Regions from separate parts of the Homo sapiens genome. Here region 1 is linked to region 2. Evidence: read pairs that join two places in POLR2A ChIA-PET (ENCODE). Cell type or tissue: Caco-2. All regions are shown on one strand. Links, peaks and the distances in the headings refer to the core of each region. The heading gives the core; the rest is flanking DNA. Region 1 overlaps SOS2 (SOS Ras/Rho guanine nucleotide exchange factor 2). Region 2 overlaps L2HGDH (L-2-hydroxyglutarate dehydrogenase).

What was found. Peaks named below come from ENCODE experiments on the same cell type or tissue, not always from the same donor. Only the 100,000 strongest peaks of a DNase experiment are listed, where the experiment ranks them.
Region 1: POLR2A ChIA-PET joins it to region 2 with 5 read pairs; 3 of 35 experiments call an interaction of 5 or more read pairs at or near these places.

Annotation. Positions count from the first base shown.
Region 1 is chr14:50,137,694-50,143,078 of GRCh38, reverse strand. SOS2 (SOS Ras/Rho guanine nucleotide exchange factor 2) reads left to right here. Exons shown (of 23, transcript NM_006939.4): 17 at 3,020-3,137; 18 at 4,295-4,467. Among named protein-coding and RNA genes, the nearest start is that of VCPKMT, 24 kb to the right of the region's middle. RefSeq lists an enhancer at 3,441-4,145. In Caco-2, for the core only: no CTCF peak of the experiment used is centred there; no DNase peak of the experiment used is centred there.
Region 2 is chr14:50,300,673-50,306,057 of GRCh38, reverse strand. It overlaps L2HGDH (L-2-hydroxyglutarate dehydrogenase), which reads left to right. Exons shown (of 10, transcript NM_024884.3): 2 at 3,041-3,156; 3 at 3,890-4,041. Among named protein-coding and RNA genes, the nearest start is that of MIR4504, 3.4 kb to the right of the region's middle. In Caco-2, for the core only: no CTCF peak of the experiment used is centred there; a DNase peak (open chromatin) is centred at 2,137.

The sequences.
Region 1 (5,385 bases), core at 184-5,183, 160 kb after region 2:
ATTTAAAAAATGTATAATGCTTTGACATAAGGACGTTTTATCATTTTTATTTAGTTGCACATATCAGTCTCTTCACTTATGGTTTCTTCCTTTGCTTTTGTACCTGGAAAGACTTTTTTTAAGTAAAGGATAACAAGTTAGAAACTCAGCCATATAAATACTGCTTTTGGGAATGTGCGTTTTTACAATCTTTCTGGAAAGCAGTCTAACAATATATGTTAAAATTAAAAATGTGCATACTCTTAGGACCCAGAATTGCAAAGAAATAAACACACCAGAGTATAAAGTTATATGTACAAAGATATAGTTACTGCAGCATTAGTTGTAGTAGCAGAAAACAGGAAACAACCTGAATGTCTATCAGTAAGAGAATGATTAAATACATCCTCTTATACCTCTATTGTAGAATATTGTTCAGCTATACAACAAAGTGAATGGGATCTATGTGTATTGTTGTGGAAGAACATTTGTGATATTTCAGCAGGGGAAAAGCTTCAGAATGACTATAATATTATTCCATTTTAGTATCACAAAGCAGAGCAAACCCCAAACCTCTAAGTGGAACTGGATAAGTATTGAGAATAATGTGGGAGGTTACATACTCCTCTTTTAACATTATTTATTTATTTTTTTTAGTGGGTTGTTATTAGAGGGGAATAGAGGAAAAACTGCTTTATACATATATTTTTCTGTTTGGGTGTTTGCATTTTATTGATTTGTATGAACTTTATATGTTAAAGATATTAATACTTAGTCAAATATTATGAAATAGGCCGGGGGCAGTGGCTCATGCCTGTAATCCCAACACTTTGGGAGGCTGAGGTGGGTGGATCACATGAGGCCAGGAGTTTGAGACCAGCCTGGCCAACATGATGAAACCCCGTCTTTACTAAAAATATAAAAATTACCCAGGCATGCTGGCGGGCGCCTGTAATCCCAGCTACTTGGGAGGCTGAGGCAGGAGAATCACTTGAACCCGGGAGGCAGAGGTTCCAGTGAGCCGAGATCGCACCACTGCACTCCAGCCTGTGCGACAGAGCAAGATTCCATCTCAAAAAAAAAAAAAAAGAAATATTAATGTATTTAATAAATGTGTCATAAATTGAATGCCTATATCTGTAGGCCTTTTGTTGGTCTCTCTGTTCTGTTCCTTTGATCTATTTGATCACTCTTGTGCCAGTGCCACTAGTCTAAACTATCATAACTTTATAGTAGTCCTTGATAGAGAAGAGTAGGGCAAATCCTCGCCAATCTTACTCTTTTTCAGGAGGAACGTATTCTTGGTTCTTTGTTCTCCTATATACATTTTAGAATCAATTTAAGCTCCATTTTTTTAAATTGGCATTTTGATAGGAGTTGCATTGGCTCTCTAAATCCAATTACAGATTAGTGAAGAACTGACATTTTTATAGTAACAAGTCTTTTCAACTGTGAACATCGTTTATCTCTTTATTTACTCAGTTAATAAAGTTTTGTGGGGTTTTTTTTGTTTTGACAGAGATCGCATACCTCTTTTGCTAGATGTATATTAGAATTATTTTGTTTTCAGTGACCCTTAGAGACAGGGTCATGCTCTGTCACCCAGGCTGGAGTACAGTGGCATGATCATAGCTTACTGCAGCCTCCTATTCCCAGGCTCAAACAGTCTTCCTACCTTAGTCTCCTGAGTAGTGGGGACTATAGGCACGTGCCACCCTGCTCAGCTAATTTTTTAAATTTTATGTGGAGATTGGGCGTTGCTATGTTGCGCAGACTGGTTTCGAACTCCTGGCCTCAAACTATTCTCCCACCCCAACATCTCAAAGTGCTGGGATTACAGGTGTGAGCCACTGCACTTGACCAGAATTTTTTTTTTTTTTTTTTTTTTTTTTTTTTGAGACAGAGTCTCGCTCTGTCACCCAGGCTGGAGTGCAGTGGCACAATCTCGGCTCACGGCAAGCTCCACCTCCCAGGTTCATGGCATTCTCCTGCCTCAGCCTCCCGAGTAGCTGGGACTACAGGCACCCGCCACCACGCCCGGCTAATTTTTTGCATTTTTAGTAGAGACGGGGTTTCACCGTGTTAGCCAGGATGGTCTTGATCCCCTGACCTCATGATCCGCCCGCCTCAGCCTCCCAAAGTGCTGGGATTACAGGCGTGAGCCACTGCACCTGGCCTCAGAATTTTTTTTAAATCCTGATTTCTTTATTGATGATATCTAGAAATGCAGTTGATTTTTGTCTATTGGTTTTATATATAGCAGCATTGCTGATTCTCTCATTAACATTCTATATGTAGATTTATTGGAGTTTCCTCATGGGCAGTCATATCCTCTGTGTGAATAGTGACATTTTTTTTTCTTTCCAATCTCTAGCTCTTTATTTCTTATACTTGTCCATGCTAGCTAGGACTTCTGTATAGTATTGAATAAAAGCTACAATGTTATACCCTTGGCTTTTTCCTTGATTTAAAGGAAATTGACTGAATGGTTCTCCATCAAGCATAGTGTTCGCTCTGGGGTTTACGTGTGTGTGTATATTCTTTCTGAAGTAAAAATTAATTTTCAATAAGAAGATCTAGTAATGAAGTATAAAAGAAATGCTAGTTTACTTCATTCACTAAATTTTTGTTCAAGTCTTCTTGTCTTCTGATAGTTGTCTTCTCCTTAACAAAACCCCAACCTTTAGCCCCAAAAGATCTTTCAGTGGAAAAATATTTGAATGTTCAGGGGTTATAATTTTCATCTTCTACAGCTATGACTTGAAACCCTGGCTAGTCAAAATAACGCACAAGGCATGACGTAGAATTTTTTGTATTGCTTGATCTTCTAATTTATATGAGTAAATTATGGGTTTTATATTTATAGATAAAGAGAGGAGAAATCACTTCAGGTAAGTGTACAAAGGAATACCACTCATCTTTTAATGTAAAAAAATTGTTTTCCAGATAATTTGCAAAATTTTATAAAATTTAAAGGTTTGCATTTATAAAATATGATTGAATTGTAAAAAATTTATACTCAATTTATGTATACTTTAAGGCACTGCAGGAAAGGAAAAGGAAAATTTTGGACGAAGCTGTGGAATTAAGTCAAGATCACTTTAAAAAATACCTAGTAAAACTTAAGTCAATCAATCCACCTTGTGTGCCTTTTTTTGGTAAGTTACTAAATATGGATATATTTTGAGGGTGAGCGTGTGATAGCCAAAAGAGAGCAGTCTTCAGAGGCATGTTATCTTTATTTTATATCTGAGCTCATCTACTTTTATTAGCTCTCTGTATTAATAAATAATAAAACTCTCTATTTTCTATAAAATGAAGACTATAATATCTCATAGGGTTGTTATAAATAAGGATTAAAAATATTTTGTCTGTACTACCTAATAAGTCTAGCACATAGGACGCACTCATGAAATGGTAACTGTTATTTTTATCATAACTATCTATGTCACATCTACAGTGTTTGCTTTCTCTTTAATTTATTAAAAGCTTCTATGTGATTTTTAAATTTAGAATTAAAATATTGTTGTGTATGATTGAAATTGAATGATTTAAATCAAGTTTTGTCAACTTCAACAATTTTGGTATTTTGGGCCAAATAATTCTTTGTTGTGATGGGCTGTCGTGTGCGTAATAGGATCTGTAGCAGCATCCTGGCCTCTATTCATTACACTCCAATAGCACCCTGGAGTTGTGGTAACCAAAAATGTCTCTAGACATTCCTAAATATCCCCTGGGGGACTAAATTGTCCCCAGCTGAGAACCACCAATTTAAATGAATCAGCAATTACGCATGAAAAAGGGACTAAAAACTTTTTTATTGTTCATGAATGAGAAGTAATTATTTTTCTATCTAAATTACAGTCTCTGAAAAAACAGAATTAGTTTATAAGCCTATAGACTTATTAACCAAAATTGGCTTAAAATTAATTTATTAATAATCACCTAAGATACTTGGCATTAAATATTTATAATCAAATATTAAAATATTTGGTCAGAATAGATTTAACACAATTTGCACTTGGTGAAATTAGAGTTTAGAAAAGCTTAATTTGCCATTTCTTAGATTAGCAGCCTTTATTTTTGTACAAGCCAGTAGCTTTTATTTTCTTTTTATTTTAAATTCTTTCTCTTTAAAAAATGCTTAATGGAGAGTTAATGATTGTTTATCAGAGACTTAACATTTTAGTAGTAGAGTTGCTGAATAGTATAGGATGTCTTTCAACTTTACTAGATCAGTTGTTTTCCCAAATAATTGATTAAATAACAAAATTTAAAATAACTTTTCTTTAAATTCTTTTTTTTTTTTTACTAGGAATATATTTAACAAATATTCTGAAGACCGAAGAAGGGAATAATGATTTTTTAAAAAAGAAAGGGAAAGATTTAATCAATTTCAGTAAGAGGAGGAAAGTAGCTGAAATTACTGGAGAAATTCAGCAGTATCAGAATCAGCCTTACTGTTTACGGATAGAACCAGATATGAGGGTAAATATTTTCTTTGCATATCTTTAGAAGAGAACGTGTTAATGGGTACCAAAAAAAAAAAATAGAATGAATAAGACATACTATTGGATCGCACAACAGGGTGACTACAGTCCATAATAATTTAATTGCAGATTTAAAAGTAACTGTAAGAGGCCAGGCACTGTGGCTCACGCCTGTAATCCCAGCACTTTGGGAGGCCAAGGCGGGCGGATCGCTTGAGATCAGGAGTTGGAGACCAGCCTGGGCAGCATGGCGAAACCCCGTCTCTACTAAAAATATAAAAAAAAATTAGCTGGGCATGGTGCTGGGTGCCTGCAGTCCCAGCTACTCAGGAGTCTGAGGTGGGAGAATCACTTGAGCCTAGGAGGGGTAGGTTGCAGTGAGCCGAGATAGCGCCACTGCACTCCAGCCTGGGTGACACAGTAAGACTTCTGTCTCAAAATAATAATAGTAGTAATAACTATAAGTATCGGCTGGGCATGGTGGCTCACGCCTGTAATCACAGCACTTTGGGAGGCTGAGGCGGGAGGACCACTTGAGGTCAAGAATTTGAGACCAGCCTGACCAACATGGTGAAACCCTGTCTCTACTAAAAATACAAAAAATTAGCCGGGCATGGTGGCGGGTGCCTGTAATCCCAGCTACTTGGGAGACTGAAGCAGGAGAATCATTTGAACCCAGGAGGTGGAGGCTGCAGTGAGCCGAGATCATGCCACTGCCTTCCAGCCTGGGTGACAGAGGGAGACTCCGTCTCAAAAAATAAAATAAAAAATATTAACTATAAGAGTATAATTGGATTATTCATAATACAAAGGATAAATGCTTGAGGGAATGGATACCCCACTCTCCATGATGGGATTATTCTACATTACATGCCTGTATCAAAACATCTCTTATACCCTACAAATATATACACCT
Region 2 (5,385 bases), core at 247-5,246:
AAAAAAAAGTCAGTCAAAACAGTCAGTCCTCGTTTTTGTGGGTTCTGCATCTGCAGATTCAACCAACTATGGATCAAAATATTTGGAAAAAACAGTAAAAAATAACACAATTTAAAATACAGTATAACAACTATTCACATAGCATTTACATGGTACTATGTAGTATAAGTGATCCAGAGATGACTTAAGGTATATTGGAGGATGTGTGTAGATTATATGCAAATACTGTGCCATTTCGTATACAAGACTTGAACATACGTGGATTTCGGTATCCATGGGAGTCCTGAAACCAATCCCCTGTGGATATTGAGGGATGACTGTATATAAAATATGATTAAGTAATACACATACAAATATCTTAAGTATTTGTAAGTGTTTTGAACACCTACCTTAGTGGAAGATTATAGAGGTTTTGAAAAATAAAAAGCCTATCTTAACAATAGTTATTCTGGAATTCTTAAAAGCCAGGCTATTTTAGAATCCATAAAACATCTGTTTATTGTGAAAGTTGTGTAAAGGGTCAATCTGTAAATCAGTGTAAGTACCTAGTGGAATGTGAATGCTTTACCTTTTATCCACTGAACTTATGTTTTTTTAAAACCTGCTTAAAGGCTTGGACTTCCAAATACATTCTGATCACATTAGTAATTTTTTAGTTGACCACTGTAGGCATTTGCCAATAACTAGTATTAATGTAGTGGACCCAGAATCCCATTTTACTTGTGCTGCTCTTTTTATGCCCTCTCTTTTTAAAAGTGGGCATCATTCACCATCCTTGACAACCATTTTATCCAATCTAAAGCTGCTGCAGGAGAACCACCTGCTGAGCATCACCTGGAGGTTCTCCCTGTTCAAGTATAAGGCTTATGCTCTGACAGAGGGAACTTTATCCACTTATGACCCCCAAGTTAATTTAAGATGCAGGATTTGATTTATCAAGCTTACGTGTTAGTTCCTAGTTGTCTAGGATCTGTTTCTGGTTCCAGATACAGCCAAAGATGTGGTAGCAATTCTAATCAAATTGATGTGCTTTGCTAAGGATTTTGAAATTGAAACTTAGATCACTTTTCGAAGAAAGGGCCTAATCTCTGAAATTTCCCTCTGTCTACAGTTCCTATAAGATCCATATTTGTTGGCTATCAGGTCAGTGTTAAAGGTAATCTTTTAAGCTTCGAATTGCAGATTTATATAAATTATACATGGTTGTTCTAAATTTTTTTTTTGAGACAGAGTCTCGCTCTGTCGCCCAGGCTGGAGTGCAGTGGTGCAATCTTGGCTCACTGCAAGCTCCGCCTCCTGGGTTCACGCCATTCTCCTGCCTCAGCCTCCCGAGTAGCTGGGACTACAGGTGCCCGCCACCACGCCTGGCTAATTTTTTGTATTTTTAGTAGAGATGGGGTTTCACCGTGTTAGTCAGGATGGTCTCAACCTCCTGGCCTCGTGATCTGCCCGCCTTGGCCTCCCAAAGTTCTGGGATTACAGGCGTGAGCCACCACGCCCGGCCCTAATTTTGTAAATGGTTGTATAATCAGGATTTGCCATGGCAAAGATTGTGGTTCCTAAGCCCATTTCTGGACCAATTATTGCCCCAAGGTTTATTTTCTCGGAGTTGTTTACTTCTCAAAGAAAAACTTGTAAAAATTCTTGCACACTAAAGTGTTAAAGCTTTAATGTGTTAACACATTGTCAAGAGTACTACATTGGAATTTTGAAAGGCTGGGTAGTAGAATCATGACTATGCTTAACACAAAGTATAGTCATGCACCGCATAACAACATTTTGGTCAACCACAGACTGCATGTACAGTGGTGATACCAAAGATTATAATACCATATTTTTTCTGTACCTTTTTTATATGTACACATTTTTAGATGCACAGATACTTACCATTGTGTTACAGTTGCCTGCAGTATTCAATATAGTAACCTGCTGTACAGGCTTGTAGCCTAGGAGCAATAAGCTATCCCATATAGCCTAGGTGTACAGTAAGCTATATCATCTAGGTTTGTGTAAGTACATTCTATGCTGTTTGCACAAGGAAATCGCCTACCAATGCATTTCTTAGAACCTAACCCTATGGTTAAGCAACGCATGACTGCAGTCACTTATGTAACCAGCCTGGCTGCCGTGCTATGGAGATAAAGAGCAGATTGGGCAACCAGCTATCCTGCCTGCCAGTAAGCTGTAGTTGATTATACTACTGACCAGTGATGCGTATAACTTTTGAGGTTTTTTTTTTTTTTTTTTAATGCGTCTAACTTTTTTTTTTTTTTTTTGAGACAGGGTCTGGCGCTGTCTCCCAGGCTGGACTGGAGTGCAGTGGCATGACCTCGGCTCATTGCAACCTCCGCCTCCCAGGTTCAAGCGATTCTCCAGCCTTAGCCTCCCGAGTAGTTGGGATTACAGGTGCCTGCCACCACACCCAGCTAATTTTTGTATTTTTAGTAAAGATGGGGTTTTACCATGTTGGCCGGGCTGGTCTTGAACTCCTAACCTCAAGTGATCCACCCACCTTGGCCTCCCAAAGTGCTGGGATTACAGGCATGAGCCATCACACCCAGGCTTGATTAGTATAACTTTTAAGGGTTTTTTTTTTTTAATACATGTGAAACCAAACAGCACAGGGCCCAATACATTGCTCTGTCGCCTTGCTCTGTCACCAGGCTGGAGTGCAGTGGCGTGATCTCCACTCACTGCAACCTCTGCTTCCCAGGTTCAAGTGATTCTTCTGCCTCAGCCTCCCAAATAGCTGGGACTACAGGCACGCGCCACCACGCCCAGCTAATTTTTGTATTTTTAGTAGAGACGGGGTTTCACCATGTTGGCCAGGATGGTCTCGATCTCTTGACCTCGTGATCCGCCCCCCTCGGCCACTCAAAGTGCTGGGATTACAGGTGTGAGCCACTGCGACCGGCCGCCGAATACGTTTTCATGATTACAAATTAATGGTTTAATTGTCCATTGATGAAAATTATGCATGTGAAGTTTGGCGAGGTCTACTGTAAATATGAATTACTTTAAAGATGACTTTCTTTTGAAGCTCATTTGATATAGTCATCGTTGGTGGCGGAATTGTGGGGCTTGCCTCTGCCAGAGCACTCATCCTGCGACATCCATCACTTTCTATTGGTGTTCTGGAAAAGGAGAAAGATTTAGGTATGTATATAATCAATGTTGTTCTTTGGGCTTACTTGGGCATCTGCTCATTTTGTCTGTTGTGAATCTTTCATGCTGAATGTCAGTGTTAGTTTCTTAGTTTGTGTTCTAAAAGCAGAGTGTGGGACAAGGACATGGCTATAGGTTATTTGAGAGGTTAAAGCCGAGTGTGGGACAAGGAGGACGTGTCTATAGGTTATTTATTTGAGAGGTTATCTCAGGAAACAGGAGTGAGGGGGTGAGGAAAGTAAGACAGGGAAGGAGGAAAAGACATGAGAACACATCAAGATTGTGGCTGTGAGCTTGATTCCACCGGAGCCTCTGAGGAGCAATGTAGTATTTCCCAGGATTGTGCTCACTTTATCCATCGGCTCTTCTCTCTATTGGTTGAGGATTGCCGCTAGTGATGTTGAGCACCCCGTGCCCTTCTCTAAAAAAGTTACCAGAGGCCCCAAGGCAGAGTGCAAAGAGCCCTAGGGGGCCCCTGAAGTGGTTTGCTGGTAATGAGAGGTGAGTTTGTGCACCAAAGTTGTAGTTGAAATCAGAGATGGGCTGGAGGGATGTGACATGGATACCAGGGATGTTAGAAGAAGTTACCAGTGATCTGAACAAATTCAGGCAGAATTTTACATGATGTGGTCTCTAATAGCTTCAACTATAAGTTTGTTCTCTTACCTCTTATGTTTTGTATGAATCATGTACTTACTCTTACCCTGTTTCTCTTGTTCTGTAGCTGTTCACCAGACTGGACATAACAGTGGTGTCATACATAGTGGAATTTATTATAAACCTGAGTCTCTGAAAGCCAAATTATGTGTACAAGGTGCAGCCCTCCTCTATGAGTACTGTCAGCAAAAGGGAATTTCCTACAAGCAGTGTGGCAAGGTATGGCATTTTATTAGAGCCTTGACTAATTTCCAACTAGCATTTGCTTAGTGATGTTTAATATTACATTTTTTAAAAATGTATTTTTTTCTTTGTATCTATGTAATTTTTCAAATCTAATCTTAGGGAATAACTAAAAAAAGATGGTGTGACGTTATGTAATTTTCTAAATAAAAGTTTTATTGACATATAATTTATGCACCATACAATTCGCCCTTTTAAAGTGCACAGATCAATTTTTAGTATATTTATAGAGCTGAGCAATCATCACCACTATCTAATTTCAGGCTTTTTCATCACCCCAAAAAGACACCCCATACCCATTAGCAGTCACTTCCCATTTCTACCTCCCCCGATGCCCTAGCAACCACTAGTATACTTTCTGTCTTTGTGGATTTGCCTGTTCTGCACTTTTCATATAAATAGATTCATATACTATGTAGTCTTTTGTGACTGGCTTCTCTCACTTAGCATAATGTTGTCAAAGTTCATCCCTGTTGTAGCATGAATCAGTACTTCATGTCTTTTATGGCTGAACAATATTCCATTGTATGGATATACCACATTTTATTTGTTCATCAGTTGATAGACATATGGATTGTTTCCACCTTTTGGCTATTATGGATAATGCTGCTATGAACATTCATGTATAAGTTTATTTGTGAACATATGTTTTCATTTATATTGGTTATATACCTGGGAGGGGAATTGCTGGATTGTCAGGGTAACTCCATGTTTAACATTTTGAGGAACTGCCAAATTGTTTTCCAAAGCTCTGTGCTATTTTACATTCCCACCAGTAATTAATAAGGATTCCAATTTTCCATGTCCTTGCCAACATCTATTTTGGTTTGTCTTTTCTATTTTAGCCATCCTAGTGGAAGTTTTGATTTGCAGTTCCCTAGTGATAATGATGTTGAGTGTCTTTTATTTTTTCCTTTTTAGAAAATAGTTCTTGAGCCCAAGGGTTTGAGACCAGCTCGGGCAACATAGTGAGACCCTATCTCTACAAAAAATTTAAAAAGTTAGCCGGGTGCGGTGGTGCACAACTATAGTCCCAGCTACTTGGGAGGCTGAGGTGGGAGGACTGCTTGAGCCTGGGAGATCAAGGCTGCAGTGATCCATGATTATGCCACTGCACTTCAGCCTGGGCAACAGAGTGAGACCTTGCCTCAAAAAAGTTAAAATTATTATTTTTTAACTTTATTTCTTATTTAAAAGTTGAGACAGGATCTTGCTTTGTTGCCCAGGCTGGTCTCAAACTCCTGGCTTCAAGCACTCCTCCTGCCTTGGCCTCCTGAAGTGCTGGGATTACAGATGTGAGCCACTGTGCCTGGCCTAAAA